Linked DNA regions of Homo sapiens: region 2 is linked to region 1. A link is an interaction called in ENCODE POLR2A ChIA-PET data of the cell type or tissue named here. Cell type or tissue: CD4-positive, alpha-beta T cell. All regions are shown on one strand. Each heading gives the region's core, and the rest is flanking DNA. Links, peaks and the distances in the headings are about the cores only.

Region 1 (12,487 bases), core at 1,792-9,791:
ACTTCAGAGTCAGACCTCAGTTGTTCTTACCTGTGTGTTTATTAGCCGGGGTCCTCTCTATATCACAGGTATTCCTTTGGTTGCCAGTGACAGAAATACCAACTCAAACAGGCTTACCCACAAAAGATAATTGGCCTATGTAAACGCAAGGCCTTAGGTAGATGGGCTCTGGGTTCAACCAATGCCATCTAGGAGTTCAACCAATGTCATCAGGACTTAGTCTTTCCCCAGCTCTGAGTTCTGCTTCCTCCTGAGTTAGCTCCATTCTCATTCAGGTTCATGCCTCATGGTGACAAAATGGCTGCCAGAAGCTCCAGATAAACATCCTTACAGCTCCTGTCCAGCAGAGAGAACATTATGCTCCCACTGGCTCCAGTTAACGTCCCAGAATTCTCACTACTTGGGTCTGCACATTCATCCCACGGTCCTTCTTTGAAGCTGGGGGTATGCTCTCCTCTGATTAGCCAGGCCTGTGTCACATGTCTATCCTTAGCCCTGCCCACCTTCTCCCTCCACCTTTTCCCTCTCATCTGCCCACCCTCCCTTCCCAAATCAAATAAGCAAACTCTTCTCTTTGTCTCATGCAGAAAACTTTTGCTCTTTCCTGTAACCCTCTTTTCTCAACAACTTTAAGATTTCTGGGGTCTCACATTCTGCCCCAAGTACATCTAAAACTTTGTATTTCCCCAAATAAAGACAATTTTCATGCCTTTAAAAATTCCTAGTGCCACCTCTCAGAAAAGTTTTTTCTCGTTCCTACATTATTAAATTCCTGATCACTTTAACCTAAACAGCAAAAAGAAAGTATCTTTTTATATTTGCATAGGCAAATAATCAAAACAATTATATTTTGCCTAATGTTTTAAAATGTTTCCATTATGTAGACTAAACTTCAGAATATGAGAAAAGCTACACGAGACACTAGGGAAAAACTCATACAATTAAAATTCTGCTTTCTCAGATTTTAAAAAAAAGGGGGGCAAGGAATAAGGTAAGCCTTTGGACACATAAACCCTTGATTCTGCACCACTGGAGATTCTGAAACATTGAAAATAATAATGGCAACAGTGGTGATTATGATAATAATAATAAAGTATCTAGTATTTATTAAGCACTTACTATATACCAAGAACTCTGAAGAGCTATTTAATACATTATTACATTTGTTGCCCTAATTTAATTGAAATTAAAGAGTACGATTATCCCCATTTCACAGATGCAAAAGCTATAGTTGAGAGAAGTGAAGTGGCTTGCCCCAAATCCTGGAGCTAGTAAATAATGGAGCTGAGACTCAAACCTCCTTCATTCCAACTTCAGACTCCAAGATTTGCAATCCTCACCCACGCTGCCTTTATTTTACCTGTCTGATCCTGATAGTTTATCACATCCACCCTTTTCTAGATATTTCTATGAAACCATATCACCTTCCAGTTCTTGCAAAGACTGGCCCTGTGCCTGGGCCTTTGAAAAATTAATTGAGTTTCCAAGATCATTTTACACCTGCTCACTTCGGTTCACTGAGGAAAAAAAAATTCATATCCACATGAAGCAATTGCATGTCCTCAACCTGCTTTCACTGCCTACATGTCTGCTTCTGGGCACAGAGATGTTCCTTTCAATGCGAATAAATACACGACTCTGCCTTACAAACACAGTGGATGCAATTCTCACTCTTTTCTCCTACCAGCAAGTCATCTGTGGAATATTGGAGAACAGGAAATTTTCATAACTGTGGACGCTTTTGATCCTAGAATTGGTAGGGAATAAGAATGTATTATGCAAAGCCAAAAACCATAGAGTAAGCTTTCTTAACCTTGCCACTATTGAGATTGCTGGCCCCATAGTTCTGTACCGGGGCACGGGGGCAGGCTGTCCTGTGCATTGCAGGATCTATAGCAGAATCCCTGGCTTCTACCCACTAGATGCCAGTAGCACTCCCACTCAGTCGTGACAACCAAAAATGTCTCCACACATCATCAAATGTCCCCCTGGGGACAAAATCACCCCTGGTTGAGAACCAGAGCCATAGAGCTTCAAAATATCCAACCAAAGTCTGCTATTTGCAAAAGACCCCATTTTGATCCCAATCTCTCTGTTTCCCGAGAGAATGATTTTACATTAGCATATCAGCATTTCCATGCTGAACCTGCAGCAGAAAGAAAGAAAGAGAGAGAGAGACAGAGAGAGAGAGAGAGAGAGAGAGAGAGAGAAAGAAAGAAAGAAAGAAAGAAAGAAAGAAAGAAAGAAAGAAAGAAAGAAAGAAAAAGAAAGAAAGAAAGGGAGTTCTCATTGTTCAATTCCCACCTATGAGTGAGAACTTGCGGTGTTTGGTAAATGACAAGTTAATGGGTGCAGCACACGAACATGGTACATGTATACATATGTAACAAACCTGCACGTTGTGCACATGTACCCTAGAACTTAAAGTATAATAAAATATATATAAAAAGAAAGAGAGAAAGAGATAAAGAAAGAAAAAGAAAGAGAGAGAGAAAGAAAAAAGAGAAAGAAGGAAGGAAGGAAGGAAGGAAAGAGAAAGAAAGAAAGAAAAAGAAAGAGAGAAAGAAAGAAAGAAAGAAAGAAAGAAAGAAAGAAAGAAAGAAAGAAAGAAAGAAAGAAAAGAAAAGAAAAGAAAGAAAGAGAAAAAGAGAAAGAGAAAGAGAAAGTCAGGCATCTAGTGGCCCTGCAACTAGGGAATGGCACAGAGTCCAGCAATGCCCAGCCCCAAATTCCCAGCAGCACAGAAGGGTCCTCCCCACCTGCTGGAACCTGTGAGGGGCCACTCTGCCATTTCACCTCAACAGCTCCTCTTGCCCAGTGGGTTCAAATTCACCTGGGTCCCACAATTTTCATGCTTTGATGCAGGAAGCACACGAAAAACGATCCTGAATATCACAGACATTCTGGCTTTTCATCTTCAGAGTCCAAGAAACTGAAAACAAAAACTAAATTTTCTGTAGCTTTCTAAAATCTATTTTCACGTTTTCTTCCTGGCTACCTGATGGCTTGCATCGGGATTTCTCAGCCTGGGCACTATTGATATTTGAGGCCGAATAATTCTTTGTTGTGGGGCTGTATTTTTTATTATGGGATGTTTAGTAGCGTGCCTCGTTTTTACTCAATTGATGCTACAGGCCCCCCACCACCTCCACCCCCGCCCGCAGTTGTAACAATCAAAAATGTCTTTAAAGGTCCCCTGGGAGCAAAACTGTTCCTGGTTGAGGACCACAGGATTACACAGATTTCTCTTTCCCAACTATTCTGTTTGGTTTTCCCAGATATTCCATTGTTGACTTTACCCAGCCTCCAACGCAGGATCCCAGGAGCCATTTAATTTTTAAATCCTTGGTCAACCATTAATACATATATGTTGTATCTATAGCTGTACTCTATTAATAAATCCTTCCATTTCCTTTTGGAAGAGAGGAAATGATTTTCTGCAGGTTATCACAAAATATCGGCTTGCAGGACGTACCAGGAAGCCAAGGAGGCTCCTTTCTGGAGAGTTCGGCCACTCTCCCCAGCACCAGAGCGTGTGCTGCACTACCTAACCTTTGCAGCTGCACAACGATGATCCGTCATTTCAGAAAAATAGGGAAAGAGCCTCGAATCCTTACTGCCCTCTAGAGAAATTCCGGCAGAAGAGCTCAATCTGTCGCAGTCAGCAGAAAAACAACGCTGCCAGAGGCAACTGCGGCTGGCAGTTGTAAAGCAAACAATTTATTTGCTGAATTTTTTGAAAGACGAGTCTAGCAGACCCTTCCTTTACAATCTCACACCTGAACAAGAAGCCGATGTGGGCTGGCACGTTGACGCAATCATAATTTTGCCAATTCCAGGTCTACCGCCAACGCGATGATTTTATGCCCACTGATGAATCAAATTCTGATATTCTACAAAGTAACTGTAGATCATGTTTTAAATGCAAATTCTCAAGTTTATACAAATGTCTTCTCTAGCCTTTGTTTACTGGCCTACCAACGGTGATATAAACAAAGATTTCTTTTTCTTGCTCCTCAGAAAAAACAGGACTGAAAAAATATTCACTAATTCTTCATGTTTGTATTAGGTTTTGGTGGGTGAGGACTTTTGGACACATTTTGGAGTTTAGAGTGACTTTTTTTTAATCTTCTGGGGGTGGGGCATGGTGGCTCATGCCTGTATTCCCAGCACTTTGGGAGGCCAAGGCAGAAAGATCACTTGAGCTCAGGAGTTCAAGACCAGCCTGGGCAACGTAGTGAAACCTCATCTCTACAAAAAATGTAAAAATTAGCCAGGCGTGGTGGCCCATGTTTGTAGTCGTAGCTACTCAGGAGGCTGAGGCAGGAGGATCCCCCTTGAGCCCAGGAGGTTGCAGTGAGCTATGATTGTACTGCTACACTCCAGCCTGGCAACAGTATGAGATCCTATCTAAAAACAACAACAACAAAAAAAAATTTAACTAACTTTGGTTGCTGTTGTTTTGATAAAGACTTTCCTGTTACTTAATGGCCATCTATATTCCAAGGAGAGCTTCGTCACTGAGATTAAAGTGAGCTTTCCCTACCAAAGTCCTGAAAAAGTTGTGCCAGGTCTAACTCACGTTTCTAGCACAGCTGAACATCAAAAGAAGTAAGTTTGAAAAGTATATGCTTGAAGACATACACTAGATAGAAAATCTTGCAGGTTTAATCAGAACTTTCAAATCATTGTTTTCATTATGACAGGCAACAGCAAAAAATGCTGAATGTTTATGCCTAATGGGTTTGCCCTTTGCCAGACAAATCCTTTTAGCTATGGCAGGAAACATAATTTTTATGGGCTCTTGGAGAGAGTGCACACTGCCCTCTAATGGTGACATGTGCTCACAATTTTATGGGGTCCCTTGATCAGGTTTCAGGAGGCTCTAAGTAGAATGTTATTACCAAAGGTAGACCATAATCCTGTAGATTGATGGCAGCCAATGGTTATTTTTACTATTTCCATTTTTTCCACCCTCTTGACAAGGAAATAAGATATTTGGTCCTTTCCTTTGTTATCAATAGCTGTGAGAATAATTTTGCTAAGATGGAAATATGTCAGAGTAATACTTAGAATATTTGAACTCCATCAGGCACAAAATAATATGCACACACATACCACAGGTATAAACCCTCAATGAAATAATGGTTTACTGCAGAATAAAAGACATTTCTCTATGGATATGAACTATCAATAAATAAGCTACTAAGGTATCAGAAACTTTCAGATTCAAAATTAACAAAAATAAATAAATAAAATAACATGGGAGGGTGGGAGGATTTGGGGGTTTAAGGGATGCTTTAGCTAAAATCTATACAGATATTCTTTAAATGAATGAGACAGAAAATAGAATAAATTTTCCCCCAAGCCTTTTTGAAAGTCAAGATACAGATACTGGTTCATTTTGACCTCTTTCAAAATATATGAATTTATCATATTTAATTATTTTCATCTACCAAATGACAAATGCCTCCTAACTTTGCTAATTGCCCACAGCTAAGAAAGGGAAACAGGGGAGAATAAAAGCCAGCACATTCACTGTCACAGCAAAGCTCCTGGAACTGTATCCAAACAGGAGCTGTTGATCTGTGGAAATGTAAATGTCATTTCTAAATATAGCATTGGGAAGCCAGAGAATCAGCATTTCTATGGATGAAACACCTTTTTGGGAAGTAACACGTGCAAGCCAATGCTTCCCTATGACACATGAGAGAGACAGGAATCTTCCCGCCCAGCCCTGCATCTGCAGGGGCTTAGAAATGCCACGTGCGTGCACAGAACCCTGCTCATTCTCCCCGACTTCCTTAACCTGCTCCTGCACCAGACCGTGAATCAAAGCAAATCATCTCCTGTGCCTCTCCCTCCTTGTCTTAAAAAATAAAAAGCAGAATTTCATTCTGACGTGCATGAATTCCTTACGAGTTAGAGATGCTCTCAACCTCACAAATGAAACCTGAAGATAAAGCCATATGCTGGGCCTCACCAGTGAGTCTGTAACGGGGTGTGGGGATGACTACACAACCCTACACAACCATCAGCTACGAGGACCCAACCACTGGCCCTGGCCCTGACCATCATCTCAGCCTTGACCTCCGCTATTCTTTCCTCCCTCTACCACTCTGGAATGCTTTTAGGTTCTTGAATATGCCATCCTCTTTCCCTCCTGGGTCCTTTGTGCTGTTCTCTTTGCCTAAAATCTTCTCCTACACACTTTGCATTTTCTCTCATCTTTTTCACCTCGTATTATTTGTCACTTTCTAGCAGAAGCATTTGTGACATCCTTAACTATAAAAGGTCTCCAGGCCCCTTGGCTTTAGTCTGTTTCAGCCAGATTGAGTGTGCAACTTGTGCTCAGAAGGACCCCGGACTTCTTTAATGTTTGGCTATAGCCATTTAAAATTCTTAAGTTTTTTTTGAACGAGGGTTCATGCATTCTCATTTTTCACTGGGCCCCACATAGCCAGCCCTGATCACAGACCTTGGCTTTCCTCATAAAACAAAATTCTTAATTGTTGATTTGTCCATTTATTGGCAGTTGGGAGTGGATGGGGGGAGGCAGAGGGCTGGTCTATTTTCTCCATTAGGGCAGAAATCATGTCTGTCTTGTTTATTGTCTAATCCAGAGCTGTCCAGTAGAATTTTCTGTGATGATGGAAATGTTCTGTATCTTTGCAGTCCAATATGTTAGCTACTAGCCATCTGTAGCTACTGAACACTTGAAATGTACCTAATGCAAAGGAGGAACAATTTTTTTATTTTATTTCATTTTAATTAATGGAAATTAAAAGTTAAATAGCCTCATATGGCTGGTGGCTACCATATTGGACAGGTCTCACCCTAAGGCCTAGCCCAGCAACTGGTAAATGCACAGAGGATATTATGTTCTTTTTAAAAGCTCCATGGCAGTAATATGGCACTTTGACATGCATCAGAATTTCAAAAATTTAGGTATCCCTGTTCCCACCCTTTAAAACTCTGATATAAAAAATTTGCAAAAGGTCCAGGCCCCTGATATACCTCAAAGACTCAGGAGGAATCTCAATTGCTCAAATATGAGTATGTTCTATGGAAGAAGCTTCTTGGCATCAATTATTCAAATCTTTTTAACACTTCCAAGTCAAATAATAGCAATACAAAAATCACCCTTATGAGAATTTTGCTACCCAAAAAATGTTCCAGCCACAACTAATGGCTTATTTCAAGCAATACCTAACCCAATAAAATTCCAATGGAGAAAATACATTTTGATCACCCCTTTGGTTTTATTGTAATAAACTCTGACCTATTACTTAGACTTTGAGAGGTCAAGAGTGATAGATGGCTCTTTTGTCAAGACTCAGAAGTATTGATTAAATGTATTTATAACACCTGGCATTAGGTAAATGGCAGGACTTTATTAAGGAGATGTATAGAGCTCAATTAGGACAGTGAGAAAATAGGAATGTCTTTGTCCCTAAATATGGAGTGTATTTTTTAGTGACTTGATATAATCTTATTCTTTCTTCTCACACACAGACAGACAAAAATGTAAAAGGCTGTTAGTGTCCCAGCCCCCCTTGATGTACCTTTGTCTTTAACCATTATTGTAATTCGACCCTCTAACAAGAGCACTTTTTCCTCCACTGAGCTATCAAAGACACCTTCCTAATCAACATCACACACAGTAGCATAATAGATGGCACCAGAATGAACACAAGGATGAGCCGTAATTCACTCTGGGGCTCTGCTGATGTCATAAACTGCACGACCAGCTTTATGGAGAAAGGCTGAGCCCAGAAAGTGAATTCCGATCTCAGCTCACTCTGGGAGCCATCTGTTAAGGAAACAGATTTAAATGCCGACCTTTTCATCTCTGTCGTTTACAGAGATTTCAAACTTTTGCTGTAAAATTTAAACTTTCCAGCCATGAACAGATTAAAATTCCTTTCTGGAGGCACTTTTGGTTGTGTATTCCCTCTTTTAACGGACAAATAGATTAGTGGTCTTTCCACCCTATGCTATCAATCTGTTTAAAAAGAGACAAATGCGCTCTGCTCTAGTTAATGTTGTGGCTATGCATATCCGTTCCCAATGCCCTAACCCACCTCCCACTCCAAAGCCTGAAAAGACCAGTTATTCCCTTCCCAACCTCTTCCGCAGCAAGTGCTGGCCCATAGGGCCCAGTTCTAGTCAACGAGACATAAAGGAGTCACTTCTGAGAGTTTTCTCCTTGTTTCAGGGAAAGACGCATGTGAGGAAAGACCCTTTTTACTTGCTGCTCCTCCACTCTTAGGCCCACCCAGCTCTTCCAACTTTTCATGCACAAGTGAAGGTGCATTATCCAAAGCGGCAGCAGCCATCTTGAACCATGAAAAGACCTGAATAAAGCCTAAATGTCCACTGCTGAGGCAGAAAAACTGGAAGGATAGAAAAGTCTGGGTGCTTGACAGCCTTGCTGAGCTGCTGAGTTAACCATCTCTAGTACTACCTACCTCCAAGCTTCTTATTAAGTAAATATTTTACATTGAGGTTCTTCAGAAGCAGAGCCTGAGACGGGCATTTGGTGCAATTCATTTATAAGGGAGGTGATCCCAGACAGCACCCAGGAACAAGAAGGAAACCCATACAGAGTATGTTAATGAGGAAGTAACCCCTGTGGGCAACCAAGGCCCAGAACTGCTGGGGATATGCTTCAGTATTGCCCCACTGAGGGGCAAGAGAACTGGGATATGTACCTACCAACGTACATCTGTTATTTGTTGAGGACTGCTACTGAGAGTGCTAACTACCTAGAATTTCCCACCCAACCCAACAAGCATGCTCAAACAGCGAACAAAATCCATGAAGCAGAGAACCCCAGGTGCTTTGAGTAATAAGCCGGTGACCTGCAGGAGAACACTGTGTGTGGGGCCTCGGTGATCAGAGGGTATTGAAATTAGGCAAGACTCCAACAGCTTCTTTCAAAGTAACTATCTGTCAATAGTCTGTTATTTGTAGCAGAAATTGTTCCTAACTGGCATTACTGTGGAATTGTTCCTCTAAGTCATTCATACCCCTCACATTTATCTACAACTCCATGCCATGAAACAACACAAATGCTCATTCATTTAGCATTGGCTATGCATCCAACATCAGCAATGCAGTGGTGAACCCAATGAATGTGGTCCTTGCCTGTGTATGGCTTACCCTCTAATGGGGAAGATGGATACAGAACAAACACTCTCACACATCAAGTGATAACACAAGGCAAAGCAAAAGAATAATGAGGCCAGGTGCTGTGGCTCATGCCTGTAATCCCAGCACTTTGAGAGGCAGAGGTGGGTGGATCACCTGATTTCAAGAGTTCGAGACCATCCTGCCCAATATGGCAAAACCCCGTCTTTACTAAAAATACAAAAATTAGCCAGGCGTTGTGGCGCACACCTGTATCCCAGCTACTTGGGAGGCTGAGGCATGAGAATCACTAGAACCCAGGAGGCAGAGTTTGCAATGAGCCGAGATTGTGCCACTGCACTCCAGCCTGGGTGACCGAATGAGACTGGGCGAAGAAGAAAAAAGAAGAAAGAAGAAAGAAGAAGGGGAAGGGGAAGGAGAAGGAGAAGCAGCAGAAGCAGAAGCAGAAAAAGCAGAAGGGTGGGGGAGGGGAAGGGAGAGGCAGAGGGAGAAGAATAATGAAAGATTGCCACCAGTTTAGAATGTGAAGTCGGGGAAGGGCTTGTGAGTCAGGGACTGGAAGAATGAGTGGGAGACAGCCAGGAGGAAAAAGAGAATCTTTTCCACTAATCTTTACCACTAATCTTTGCAAAAATGGGGAAGAAGTGCCGTGGGATAGGACATGATAAAGGCCCCAAAAAGAAGGTCATTCGAATAACATCTTGTATGGAAAAAGAAAATAAAAATTGGCCCTACTCCAAACCTCATCACTAGGTTGGTTCGACTGAAAAGTAAGTTGAGTCATCATAGGAGCCATCATTTTCTCTAGAAGCAAACAAGTCAAGGCTAAACTAAACTAAATTCTGATCTTTTACTTCTCTGGACTAGAAGACAACTGTTTGAGGACTTTATTCTTTAGAAATAAAAATGATTATTCATAAAAAATTTTCTGGTGGGAAAAAAATCACCATTTCTGTACCACCACACATGGGCATTTCTATGCATCCACAGGTCAAGAAAGTCTGATTCTAGAACTCAGTGTCTGGAAATACCAGGTTCACAAACGTGCCCAGTGCCCTTGGGTGAGGCCTCCTTCTCTTTGGCCCTCATCCTTCCAATAGCTCTGAAGGCTTTTATGCAACTCCACCAAAAACCCAAGGGACTACAGTACACAATTTGAAAAATCTTAATATAAAAGATTTTTTTTTATTTCCTAATAGTAAGTCAAGACATATTTAAAGACATTGCTGATCATCTAAGTCAGGAGTCAGCAAACCATAGCTCTCTGGCCAAATTCGCCCCACCACCTATTTTTCTAAATAAAGTTTTATTAGAACATAGCCACATCCATTCATTTACCCGCTGCCCTTGGCTTCCTTCATGTGGCAGAGTTAAGTAATCATGACAGAGACTTGCAGGGCTTACAAAGCTTAACATATTAACTCTGGCTCTTACAGAAAGAGTGAGCCAACCCCTGACCTAAGTCATTGTTTGCAAAAAGAAGCATAAGACATGAATTCGGGCCAGGCACAGTGGCTCACGCCTATAATCCCACCACTCTGGGAGACCAAGGTGGGCAGATTACTTGAGGTCAGGAGTTTGACACCAGCCTGGCCAACATGGTGAAACCCCATCTCTACCAAAAAATATAAATATATATAAAACTTAGTCTGGTGTGGTGGCAGGTACCTGTAATCCCAGCTATTCGGGAGGCAGAGGCAGGAGAATCGCTTGAAGCGGAGGTTGCAGTGAGCCGAGATTGCACCACTGAACTCCAGCCTGGGTGACAGAGCGAGACTCCGTATCAAAAAAAAAAAAAAAAAAAAAAAGAACATGAATTCAAACCCCAACCCTAGCTTGTAACCAAGCCACAGGGTTGTAATGAAAGCTTGAAATAGTAAGAAGAACAAAAGGAAACCACAGCCTCTGAGAAGTGAAGGTAAGAAAGAGATATGGCTTGGAGCAGAGCATTTCCTCAGAACACCGGAACACACTGAGTCGGCCTGCAGCTGACTTGCCTCACCCCCGATCTGAGACACAGCACCAGGGGCCTCACCTGGCCTCCAGTGGGATCTGTCCCTCACTAGGCTCTTGGTAAGCTCTTCCATCCCGCACTTCCTGGCCTTCGGTGTTGTCTTTAACAGCATGGGCTTTGAGAGTCTTCCCTGAGCTTCGAACCTGGGAAGTTTCCCTCATCTACACTCTTGTACTGCTTCCCTTTTCCTCCAACTCCACTGGTCACTCTGCATTATATCTGGTGATTACTTGCCTGATAGCTCTGCAAGATTATAAGCTCCATGTGGTCAGGGCTACACCTGTCTGGTTCGCTGTTGCACTATTCCTGATTCTAAAACAGTTCCCAGCACATGGTAACACATAAATGGTCATTGAGTGTATTCCTTTGTATGAAAGTTTGGGGATGAAATAATGGAGAGGAATAATGTGATATAAATGTAACAAGGAGAATTACACATGGGCTGCCTTGGTATTGGTCCCTCACCCTATTCCCTTAAAGTATGCATGAGAGAGGGCCAGAAAGAGAGGCTAGCCTGTGCAAAGGCCCTGAGGCAGGAAGGAGCATGGGGCATTGGAGGAAAGGAAAATAGACCAGAATGGCTGGAGCAAGAAAGCCAAAGCAGAAGGCTACAGGAGAAAGTCAAGGCCACATCACACGGGACCTGGTATACCACGTTAAGGATTTTCAGTCTTATCCTTCTTCCATGGAAAGTTTTAACTAGGGTAGTGGATGATTCAGTTTGCACCACCAGCAGCAGAAGTTGTGAATTTACAGGCAGTAGATATGTGCACAACAGAATGCCTGACATTGCGTTAGATATTATGGATGTGTTCTTAATGAATCATTGTCCTTGCCCTAGGGATATTTTATGTAAGGAAAATACAATTACAGTTTGATAAGGGCTTCAGCAGAGTTAAGCTTAGGGGACCACAGAGCAAGTGCTTAAAAGGAGCCTCTACATTTTGCTTACATGCATGAAAGGAGGGGGTTCCTGTAAGAAACCTCTAGTATTTCTCCTTACCTGGGGGCAGAGAGTCATTCAACCCAACAGAAGTATTCTGTAGACAAAACAGATCATAATTATTAAGCCTCTGAAAACATGTGAGGTTGTACAAATAAACTGTTAATTTTTAAAAACCACAATACTAATTCTAATATATACCCAGGGATGGTAAATTTTCTCTGTGAAGGGCAAAACAGTAAATACTTTTCGATGTCACGAACCAAACAGTATCTATTGGAACTAATGAACTGCTGTTGTAGCATGATGTTTTCTATAGACGGCATGTGAGTGAATCGACACAGCCACGTTCCAATAAAACTTTATTTACAGCAGTA
Region 2 (12,487 bases), core at 1,900-9,899, 98 kb before region 1:
TTTTAGAAATGTTTCTTTGTGGTCTCTCTCTCCATCTGCCTTGGTGTTTTCTAATTTGCTTTGTAATGTTGTTCTTTCTTGGACACAGGGATGCTCATGAGATAAGTTCACTGGAGTGAGGCCCCATCAAGACAGAGGGCAGCAGCCGTCACTGGACAGTGTCAGGAAGTGGGGAGCCAAGAAGCCATCCAGGGAGTGGACAGGGAGCAGAAGGCAGGAACTAACGTGAGCTGAGGCTCCAAGTTCCGGGCACAAGTAATGTCCCTTTGGATGTCACTTACAAAACACAAATAAACATAGAATTACAAATCTCAAGGTGGCAACCACAGAGCATTAAACCTCAAGCATGCAGCCACTTCCAAGTGCAGGACTCTGCGCTGGTTGCAAGCCCACAAAAGCTGACCACATTTTGAGTGGCAAGGATTTGGCGGACTCAAGTACCCATTCATTGAAAAATAGTGACCCCAACCCATTAGTATCCATAAAGATAGAGTGTTCTCTCTTTTGGTTACAAACACAACTAGGGATGGGAGAAATTGTTTTAAAACTGTCTTCCATAAAGGAGTCCTTACAGACACACAAACGAAATTTAAAAGCAAGGACAATTTTTGGCCTGGCACAGTGGCTCACGCCTGCAATCCCAACACTTTGGGAGGCCGACGTGGGTGGATCGCGAGATCAGGAGATCGAGACCATCCTGGCTAACACAGTAAAACCCCATCTCTACTAAAAATACAAAAAAAATTAGCCAGGCGTGGTGGCGGGCGCCTGTAGTCCCAGCTACTCAGGAGGCTGAGGCAGGAGAATGGCGTGAACCCGGAAGGCGGAGCTTACAGTGTGCCAAGATCGCGCCACTGCACTCCAGCCTGGGTGACAGAGCGAGACTTTGTCTCAAAAAAAAAAAAAAAATCAAGGACAATTTTCATATAAAGAATAGCACTATGTACACTAAGACTAAAGGAGACAGTATAGAATGGTGCCTCAGTGTACTAGCTCTGGGACCAGATAGGCTGAGTTGAAGCTCTGTGGATCTTGGGCAAATTATTTAACCTCCTTATCCCTCAACTTTTCACCTATAAAAGCCAATGATGAAGCTATCAACTACCACCTAAGATCCTTGTTAGGATTAATAAATTAATACCCATAAGGAACTGAGGACAAGTACTAAATATGAGCTTTTAAAGATAGAGGTGGTAGAGCAAGATTGGCTGATTGGGCCAACAACCCATCACCTGTTTTGTAAGCAAAGTTTTATAGGAACACTCATTTGCTGTGGTTTAGATGTGGTGTGATCTCCACCAAAACTCATGATGACATTTGATGCCCAATGCAGCAGTGCTGGGAGGTGGGAAGTAGTGAGAGGTGTTGGGGTTATGTCCATGGAGCTCACATGAATAGACTAATGCCCTCCCACAGGGGTGAGTGAGTTCTCGCTCTCACAGGAATGGACTAGTTTCTCCAAGAGCGGGTTGTTAAAAAGAGCCTGGCTTGGCCGAGTGCGGTGGCTCATGCCTGTAATCCCAGCACTGTGGGAGGCTGAGACCGGTGGATCACAAGGTCAGGAGATCAAGACCATCCTGGCTAACATGGTGAAACCCGGTCTCTACTAAAAATACAAAAAAATTAGCTGGGCATGGTGGCAGGTGCCTGTAGTCCCAGCTACTTGGGAGGCTGAGGCAGGAGAATGGCGTGAACCCGGGAGGCGGAGCTTACAGTGAGCCAAGATTGCGCCACTGCACTCTAGCCTGGGCGACAGAGCAAGACTCCGTCTCAAAAAAAAAAAAAAAAAAAAAAAGAGCCTTGCTCTGTCTCTAGTTTCTTCTCTTACCGTGTAATCTCTTTGCACACACCTGCTCCCCTTCCTCTTTCCACCATGAGTGGAAGCAGTAAGAGTCTTCATCAGATGCAGTTGCCCAATCTTGAAGCTTCCAGTCACCAGAATTGTGTGCCAAATAAACCTCTTTTCTTTATAAATTACCCAGCTTCAGATATTCTATTATAGCAACACTAAACCACTTGTGTGCATATTATCTACGGCTGTTTTGTGCTACAGTGGCAGAGCTGAACAGATGCAAGCCTAAAACAGATACTCTCTGGCCCTATACAGAAAAATGTTGTGACTCCTATGATAGAGTATAAAATCATGGATTTCAAAATCCAGTTTTCAGGAGTTGAAGGTTTCACATAGGCGACTTAACCTTCAATTTTTTAAAACTAGGTCTAAGCCCTCTTAAAATTGTGAAGAGCAAATATGTACTCTCAAATATGTTGTAAATCATCCTGTAACGCCACTGAGGTCACTATCATTCTAATTTGAACAGTCAGACTAAGAGGATTTTGTGCAGACTTTGGAATAAACCCTTCAAATAACGTTGGGAATATATTTAAAGTACCTGTAAAAGCATCATGGTTTATGAAGCCTGTAACTCTGCCCTGATCTTTCTCAAATGTTCTGGGCTGCACATGTCCACTCCCATAAATTCATGCAAGCAAATGCACAGGCACAAAACATGCAAGACATCAGCACCTAAATGGCAGGTGAAGAACAGATGTATCTGCTCAGAGTGGGCACAAGAGAACAAATAACAGGATGTTCAGAGAGAATATTGTTACCAGTTGAGTTATGGCTAACATATTTGTCCATTTTCTTAGTCCATTTTCTGTTGCTATAACAGAATACTACAGAGTGGGTGATTTATAAAGAATAGAAGTCTATATGGCTTATGTTTCTGGAGGCTGGGAAGTGTAAGAGCACATCACTGGCATCTAGTGAGGCCCTTCTTACTGTGTCATAACATGGTGGAGGGCATCACACAGCAAGAGGGCAAGAGTATGTCAACTCAGGTCTCTCTTCCTCTTCTTATAAAGCTACTAGTCCTCTCAATGGGGCCCCACCCTGATAACCTCATCTAATCCTGATTACCATCCAAAGGCCCTGCCTCCAAATACTATCAACATAAATTTGGGGATTAGGTTTCCAACGCATGAACTTCTGGGAGACAGATTCAAACCATAGCAGTGCTCATTACACCAACAACAACTCAATGAGATAAACATTATTTTTATTTATTTATTTATTTATTTATTTATTTATTTATTTATTTTGGAGACGAGGGTCTCGCTCTGTCGCCCAGGCTGGAGTGCAGTGGTGCAATCTCGGCTCACTGCAACCTCCACCACCCAGGTTCAAGTGATTCTCCTGTCTCAGCCTCCTGAGTAACGGGGATTACAGGCGCATACCATAACGCCCGGCTAGTTTTTTGTATTTTAGTAGAGACGGGGTTTCACCATGTTGCCCAGGCCGGTCTCGAACTGCTGAGCTCAGGCAATCTGCCCACCTCAGCCTCCCAAAGTGCTAGGATTACAGGCGTGAGCCACCGTGCCTGGCCAACATTATTATAATCTCCATTTTACATGAAAGAAAACCAAGGTTTAAAGAGGTTATGTAACTTGCCCAATGTCTCACAGCTGTTAAGTGGTAAAGCCAGGGTTTGAACAGGCAGTCTAGCACCAAAGCAATCCTCTAACTCAAGTGTCAACAACAAATGTTTTTTTAAATGGTCGCCAGATAGTATTTTCACCTTTGCAGGCCACACAGTCTCTGTTACAAATATTCAATTCTGCTGTTGTAGGGAAAAGCAGTCATAGATGATATCTAAATAAATGAGTGTGGATGTGTTCTAATAAAACTTTACTGACAAAAACAGGTGGCTGGCTGGATTTGGCCCACTGGCTGTGGTTTGCCTACTTGTGCTCTAACCACTAATGTAGACTGTTTCTAATAATGTCTATCAGGTGACTGAAATATGTCTGAGCACACAATAGGAGTGGAATAAATAATCATTAATATTATTGACTACCATTATGAAAATAAGAACAATTGCATGCCTTTGATTGCACTAAACAGTCAACTCAAGCTGTCTTTATTTTTTTTTTTTTTATAGCTACATTCATTTCTGAGCTGAAAGGCTTCTTCATGTAATTTCATCTTGCCGCCATCCAAGAGGGGGATGCTACAACACAATCCTCCTCTCCGATGGGATTTTAGTCAATCACATCTACAATACAGCTTGACCTCTGCTTTCAACTGGGGCAGGCGTGGACGCTGGGGATGGCTCCTGGGTCACAGCACAGCAAGCTGCTGCCATGCTCAAGGCAGTAATCAGCTCACGGATTTCAGCCCAACTCCTGGGGGCTGGAGATGCCAAAATGTGCCCCAAACTACCTGTCAGCAATTAGGAGCCCAGGAAACAGGGACTAGGCTTGCCTGATGGGAAGACATTTAAAGCATCAGAAAGGCTGACAATCCTCACGTAAGGGTGGGCCTGGTGTGGGGGTGGCAAAAGGGCGACTCATAAACCACCAAATGACAGAGTCCAAATTGCTCCATAATGATGATGCGATGCATCCCTTGACACCAGGGATGAAGTCGGACCACATGTAACAGAAGCCAACAGAAATTGAGAAAAGCTCGGTGTCAGATGAAAAGCAGTGATCAGTCTCGACAGGATCTGTTCTACTCCATTTTACCCGGTGCACGTTCTGGAAGCAAACACCCGCCAGCAGTGTATTCTTTTTCCCCCAAAGTTCAACGGGTGAGATGTGAACACAGGCAGTAAAAAGCCCTGAATGTCTGTGGCTTGTAGGGGTCGTAATTCTTTCTCACAAAGTTACCTTTCCTGTTTCTATGAATTACTCTTACATTCTTGTAAGAGATATGGTTTGAGGTATTTATGGTGCATTCAATTCAGCTATCATTGATTTATTGAACGAAACCAGCTCGGGGATATGATGGAAAGGCCCCAATTCCAAAAACTCTTACATCTCCGCACGAAGAGCATTTTCTGCCCTGTTGGCCTCCTGCAGATGACCAGCCGAGATAAACAGAGGGCACCCACTCTCTGTTGCAATGTGCATGGTGATGTGAAGGAATCAATCAGACAAAAGCAGATTATTACAGTGTCTGCGAGAGATCAAACAGTGCTGGCATTCGCACCCACACACGCCTGATTTACAGGCGAGCTGATAAAGTGCTGCAGCTCACTGTCAGGAGAACATGACAACTCCTTGAGCTTGTGGATAAATTATTGCTGAAGCCCATGATAACATTTCTCCACCTAGCAACCAAACATAACAGGATGTGGCTTTTAGTACGAGGAGCCAAATGATACAAAGACAAGACGCCCAGGAGCTCTCAGAGCTCTGAAGGCACATTCTAAGATGCAATTGTGAAATCGCAGCCTCGTGAAAACACATGTGAAATCTATTTTGTAATTAATAACCATGCAGAGGATACCCAGACCTTTCCTATCCATGCAGATGCAAAGAAGAATGTGCCCTCTTTTATGATGAATATTGCTGGAGCCAAAAGTTATCTCCCTCTGAGCTCTGTGCCTGGGACTGTGCTGCTTTATGTGAATCCAAGTGGGGCCCCAAAGTGTGGAACCTGTCCTGTATACCTGCTGATAAGTGCAGTCAACTTGGAGTCAGCTGGGCCCATAGAATAAAACAACATTGAATCCCACAGTGAGAAAAATTGCCCCCTTTCTGGTTCTTTATTGACTTTCCCAATAACATCAAGGAGGGCTGCAGTGTGGCACTAGTATGTCTCAAACACCCTCTAAAAGTGAAAAATGTATTTTTTAAACAAAGAAAGGGAGACTGTGTCTAGCTAGAATTTGTAAAAACCAACATTGTTTAGCTTTCACAATTTTCATTCAAGTCACCATCTTTTCCATGTGACATTGTTTTCCAACTAATGGAGGTGATATCCAGTGTCTGTTTAAAACAAATTTACTTGAGACATGAACCGTATGAGGGCAGGAACTTTTGCCCTATTTGTAAACTGCTAGACCCTCGAAACCTCAACAGTTTCTAGAAAATAGACTGTCAATAAATATTTATCTAATGAAATTTATTAAACGAAAATATCAAGTAAGTGATAGTAGAAATGGTGCCAACGTAGCAGGATTTGTGATGAGCGCACAAGATGAGATAGAAACATAGCAAAATACGTGAAAGTGGTACTCAAACAATTAGTGTTGACGAATGGGACAAATGCTCCTTTGATGTTCTTTGTAAGCCTATGAGGCAGGAACTATTATTTACTTTTCAGGTAAGGAAAATGATACTCAAAGATATTAGGTAACTCATTCAGAACCACAAGCCTCTATGTGGCCGAATATGAATTCAGCCTGAGCACCTAGTCTTAGAGGTAAGCTCTGAGGTGCTCCATTCAACTTCTTCCCTCTCACCTAAAGAACTACATTGTGAAGTATCTGCTATTGCCCCCTCTTCACATGAAAGAAAACTGACTTTAATGAACCTGCCCAACATCATGCGGTGATCACGGGCTGGGATTCAAACCCAGGACTGCTTGGCTGACGGCTTCCACTAGGCTATTCTGTCCTCAAAGAAACTTGCCCCAAATGATCATACAAGCAGCTAGAAATTAGATTTTAACTGGTATCTAATTAAAACTCTGGGTCACACCTACCTTGAGTGCTCTAAATGTGTTCCAGAGAACAGAAACATCATTTGATCAATAAAACAGAAAATTAGCTCAGCACCTAAATGCATTTGAGACACTGCTTATAATTGCCAAGAACAGTGGCCAAAGGTAAAAGCAACTTCAGTCATGCTTGTTTTACAAACACACAAATAGCCACTGGTACAAAAGGGAAAACTTAGTCCTTTCCTTACCTTTTATCTGCAGGTACCAAGATAAGCAGCTATTATTGGTAATGAGGAAGGAACCATGCTACAGCTCCTTGGGAGGGGAAAAACGAGCAAAGGAACTAAGAATCCCATTAAAGTATAATCTTCAATTTTAAAAAAGCATGACTCTCCTACAAATATACAATGAATACATGTCAAAAATTTTATTTAATTCATTAATTAATGAAGAAACAAACATAATGGTAAGGTTGGTTAAAAGGAGAAATTGAGGAATGAGGATTTATATCGTAAGTTGGCCAAAAGGATGCAGAAATAAATGTGCTAACAGAGTCAAAACTGGGTAATGTTGTATAGGGTCACTAAACTATCACCAAGAGGAGTTATTTTTCTCCAAGACAGAAAACATAGTTAACATACAACTTAAAGTATCTGGTTCTAACCAAATAGCAAATTGCAGCTAAACACAGGTGCATTCTTCTATATAATCAATCTTGGGTGAATTTTTTCAACACTCACACTGAAAGGACATGGACTCATTCTCAGCTTTATTTGCAAGTTTTGGATAATTTTTTAAATCATTTCATCAAGTTTTCACTATTATTTCTGCTGTCTTTGTGTGTATAGGAATGTAGTGCCCCACTAAAATTCTGATTCAATAGATTTGCAATGGGGCCTCAGAAAGTGTATTTTAAGAAGCTCCCAATGTGATTCTATTGCTGATAGTCTATAATCATATTAAGAAATAACCAGTTAAGGCCAGGCGCAGTGGCTCATGCCTGTAATCCCAGCACTTTGGGAGGCCGAGGAGGGTGGATGACGAGGTCAAGAGATTGAGACCATCCTAGCCAACACAGTGAAACCCCATCTCTACTAAAAATACAAAAAAATTGGCCAGGCATGGTGACATGTGCCTGTAGTCCCAGCTACTCAGGAGGCTGAGGCAGGAGAATTGCTTGAACCCAGGAGGCAGAGGTTGCAGTAAGCTGAGATCGTGCCACTGCACTCCAGCCTGGGAGACAGAGCAAGATTCCATCTCAAAAAAAAAAAAAGAAAAAAGAAAGAAAGGAAGAACCAGTTAAAGTGATTTAAATTATAACTTTTGGCAAGTGACTCAATGAAAGATGCTTTCATTTGCAAGAAATGAAAACTTAGACAAACTGGTTTCAAGAAGGAAAAAACTTTAACATCATAAAGATAAGAGGTAATGGGGGCTCTGGGGTAGTAGATTCAGTAGCTTAGGGATGTCTATATTAGCGAGGTAGACTCCGCCCTCCCTCTACATCTTCCTGGAGCTATTGGCAAGATGGCTGTAGCAACTGCATGTGTCACTTCCTGGCCCAATATATAGGGAAAGAAGGGAGACTTCCTCTTACTGTGCAGTCTCTCTTCGCAACACTTTCCCAGAAAACCCCAATCCCAGTAGATCTCCCTCCACAACTCATTAGCCAGGATTTACCAAGTGGTCATTCCCCCAAGCCAGTCACTGGCAAGGGGAATCTGAATGGGAATTCTTGACACCAATCAGGGTGTACTGAAAAACTGGAGTGGGGTTGGCTTCCCTTGAGGCAACTGAGCTAATGTGGAAGGCATGGACATCTGAACAAAATTAGCATTGTTTTAGAAGGGAAGTAGAGGTGGGTGTGGGGAGGAAATTAGTCCAGTAACTGACAGAGTCCAGAATTAGTGTATTTTTAAAAAAAAAAAGTTACAAGCATGATCTTAAAATTAGGTTGCATCTCAGATGTGTGGACAACAGCAAAGACATGGAATCAACCTAAATGCCCATCAGTGGTAGACTGGATAAAGACAACGTAGTACATATACATCATGGAATACTACATAGCCATAAAAAGAACAAGATCATGTCCTTTGCAACAACATAGATGGTGCTGGAGGCCATCATCCTAAGCGAACTAATGCAGGAACAGAAAACCAAATCCTGCATGTTCACACTTACAAGTCAGAGCTAAACACTGAGTACACGTGTACACACAGAAGGGAACAACAGACACTAGGGCCTACTTGAAGGTGGAGGGTGGGAGGAGGGAGAGGATCAAATAACTACCTATTGGGTACTATGCTATTACCTGGGTGATGAAATAATCTGTACACCAAACTTCCATGACATGCAATGTACCTATATGACAAACCTGCACATGTACCCTTGAATCTAAAAGTTAAAAAAAAAAAAAAGAAGAAGAAGACGTGTGGGCAATTACCGTGATGCAATAGAAACCTCCAAGAAAACTGCCAGGCAAGCTAACCCAGAGGTCACAGAATACAATGGTTCACAGGCCAAAGTAAGATGCTCGAATCACAGTTTAATAATTCAATTCAGAGCATATATCAAGAAACAAGGAGAAAACAACAAAAATAACCCAATTTAAAAATGGATCGAGGACATGAATAGACAATTCTCCAAAGATACAGAAATGGCCAATAAGCATAGGAAAACATGTTCCACATCATTAATCATAAGAGGAACGCAAATCAAAATCACCTTGAGACATCACCTCACATCCATTAGGATGGTCACTGTCAAAAGAACAGAACATAAGTGTTGGCGATGTTGCAGAGAAACTGAAACCCTTGTGCATTGTGAGTGGAAATGGAAAATGGTGTAGTCATCATGGAGAACAGTAAAGAGGTTCCTCAAAAAATTAAAAACAGAATTACCATATGATCCAGTAATCCCACTTCTGGTGATATACTCAAAAGAATTCAAAACAGGATCTTGAAAAGATATTTGTACACCCATGTTCACTGCAGCAGTATTCACAATAGCCAAGAAATGGAAGCAACCCAAATGTCCATCAATAGATGAATAAAGAAAATGTGCTATATACATACAATGGAATATTATGCAACCTTAAATATGAAGGAAATCCAGTCACATGCTGCAACATGGATGAAACTCAAGGACATTATTCTAAATGAAATCCCAGTCACAAAAGGACAAATGCTACATGATTCCACTGATATGAAATATTTAAAGCAGTCAAAATCATAGAACCAGAAAGTAGAAAAGTAGTTGCCAAGGGCTAGGGGAGGGGAAGGGGAAGTAGTGGTTAATGTGTATAGAGTTTCAGTTTTGCAAAATGAAAAGCTCTAAAAATCCATTGCATAACAATGTTAATACATTTAACACTATCGAGTATAGATAAAATTACATAATGTCTGAGATTTGCTGCAAAATAAGCCAATGTTTTGCAATTCAGATCAACAAACAGTACTTGAGCTTATGCTAAGTAGAATTTTGCAAACTGAGAATCATGACTCATTAGTAGGTAAACTGATTTGGTGAACTGTGACCAGAACATTTTTAATGACAAATAGAATAGAAAATATGAGTGCATGACATCCTGTCATGGCAAATTTTATTCCATGAAACTTTTGTTTTGTGTGTGTGTGTGTGTGTGTGTGTGTGTGTGTGTGTTGAACACATATAATACATCATGATGTAAAATTGTTTCTTACTGTGGGTTGCAGTTAATAAAGACTGAAGATCACAATTGAAAGCAAAGTCCTAATCACTGATGGGCACATCAGAGACAAGAAAAAATAAGACATAGTTCACGTTTTCTAGAAGAGACAGACATGAATAGATATACAGTATGGAATTCTAAGAGCTCTGCTAACTGAGAGCCAAGAACTGTGAGAAGACAATGGAGCTATTGACTAACTTTAGCCTGGGCTTCACAGGAAAGATAATACATGAAATGAGTGTTGAAAGATGAAAAGGATGAAAAAGAGTGAAAAAGCTATCTCTCAGAGGTGGAATAAAGTAGCACAGAGGTCTAAACACATACATGGTATATTTGGGCAAAAGAAAGCAATTTAGTGAGGCTAGGAGCCTATCGATTTGGGGTCTGTAAGCTCAATGTGGTAACCAAGGATGGGAAGAAGTTGATGATACTGAGGAAATGCCCTTAATTTGAGAGGTTACAAATACGTCATTTCTCCTTTGATGATCTCCACCGTTGATAATCTCTTCACCATCTTATTTGCCTAATCTACAATTGCACATCAAAGTCAAAGAATTTCCACTTTGAATCCTCTGATACAGCAATTTCACCCCTGGGATGCATACAAGGAATCATACTGAATGGGCACAATTACTTAACTATAAACGTTCATTTACAACATTACACTAAATGGCAAAATACTGAAAAGAACCAAATGTTTAATGACAGATATTGGGTAAATAAAATTATGGCCCATCTATAATACACATTCAATTTTAAAATTTGATAAAAAAGAATATTTTAACCTGGAAACATGTTCACAATATATTGCTAAGTTAAAGATACAGCATGCTAAAAAAGATGTACAAACAATTCCTGTTTCACAGAAGAAAATAAAAATAATCCTAAAAAAAGACTCTCTATACTTCCAAATGATTTATTTGTATGATGGAATTATAGGAGATTTTTACTTTTGTCCTTGTTCTTTTCTCTCAATTCCATGAATAAAATTTTCTTCCATATACAAAAAGACTTAAAACATTTTTAAAACAGCAAAATCATTACAAAATAGAAAGTAACCTAGAAGTATGTTCTCTATTATTAATCAGAAAAGGCAAGTGAAAAATAGTATTACATTATGGTATTTTTCAAGAGCTAGAGATTAGGTCGATTATTTTTCTTCTTTTTACTAATCAAAATTTTGTATATTTTCCACAGAAAATATATTCTTTTATTATTTTATTATTTTAAAAATAATTGCTTCTTTAATTCTAACAAGGAATCTTTGTCTCCTTAGAGCTTTAGGGAAGGGAGTTGTTATGGTCTATACCCCAAAATCAATCACTTGTGTTTAAATCAGCTTATGTGGATATTGTCTTACAAATTCAAACACATTCTGAGACTAATTTAAGACTTACAAAAACACTGATTAAAAAAAAAGCTAACACTGAATTTAAAAATAAAGCAAGAAGACTTTTTTAGAGTCTATTATTAAATCTTCAACCTAATGATCATGATTTTCCTCATTTTATTTTTAAAATCCATCACTCAAGATTGTTCATTGCATAAAAGGAGAAAAAAAGTGTGCAAAATGGTAGAATGATCAAATCATTCTAACTAGGATATGAGTTTCTTTTAAGACTGGGTCCAATGATAGAATTCTCAAAGATAAAAGCTCACTGGCATAGCTCTCAGAAAACACAAGGCATACACGTTACTTTTTCTACCAGTGACCGATGTGGTGCTCAATATTTCAGTACTGCAGTATTTTTCAGCACAAATTTGGGTAATTACATAATCGAGCTTCCTTAGCCCTTCTACTGCCTCTTCAGCTGTTACCTTTCCCCTGGCTTCTTATTTTTTTCCTAAAAACAGACACAAGTATCTCCTAGAGCAGAGCTTCTCAACTTTGCCTGAACATTGCAGTCACTTTTAAAATTCCTGATGCCCAGGCTGCACTCCAGACCAATGTAATCACGATCCGTGGGAATGGGATGCAGACCGGAATGTTATGAAAAACCCTTGGGCTATTCCAATGTACAACCTGGTTTGAGAATCACTGTCTTCACTGATCCTATTTCTTCCTTTGGTTTCTATCTGAAATTTCTCTTCCTTTCTTCAACTGCACATCTTGGCTTTCAGTTTCCATTTTCTCACCATTCATTCTCACACCTGTGATGAGCTGATTGTGTCCTACGTACGTTGGGTTACACTGTAAAAACTAAAGTTGACTGCTTAAGCAGTGTTATCACTTAGGACTTCTTTGGTTGCAAATAACAGAAACTCAACCCAACTGGCTTCAATATAATGGGAATTTATTGCTTCATATTACTGCAAAGTCCAGA

What was found. Peaks named below come from ENCODE experiments on the same cell type or tissue, not always from the same donor. Only the 100,000 strongest peaks of a DNase experiment are listed, where the experiment ranks them.
Region 2: POLR2A ChIA-PET joins it to region 1 with 17 read pairs; 5 of 35 experiments call an interaction of 5 or more read pairs at or near these places.

Annotation. Positions count from the first base shown.
Region 1 is chr20:52,304,675-52,317,161 of GRCh38, reverse strand. It overlaps LOC105372666 (a long non-coding RNA gene), which reads right to left. Exons shown (of 17, transcript XR_007067652.1): 3 at 12,171-12,207. Among named protein-coding and RNA genes, the nearest start is that of ZFP64, 120 kb to the right of the region's middle. In CD4-positive, alpha-beta T cell, for the core only: a CTCF peak has its summit at 4,832 (motif pointing left); a DNase peak (open chromatin) is centred at 4,821.
Region 2 is chr20:52,402,986-52,415,472 of GRCh38, reverse strand. The region is part of intron 4 of LOC105372666 (a long non-coding RNA gene); the gene reads right to left. Among named protein-coding and RNA genes, the nearest start is that of LINC01524, 210 kb to the left of the region's middle. In CD4-positive, alpha-beta T cell, for the core only: no CTCF peak of the experiment used is centred there; DNase peaks (open chromatin) are centred at 5,102 and 9,812; H3K4me3 peaks cover 558 bases; H3K27ac peaks cover 4,642 bases.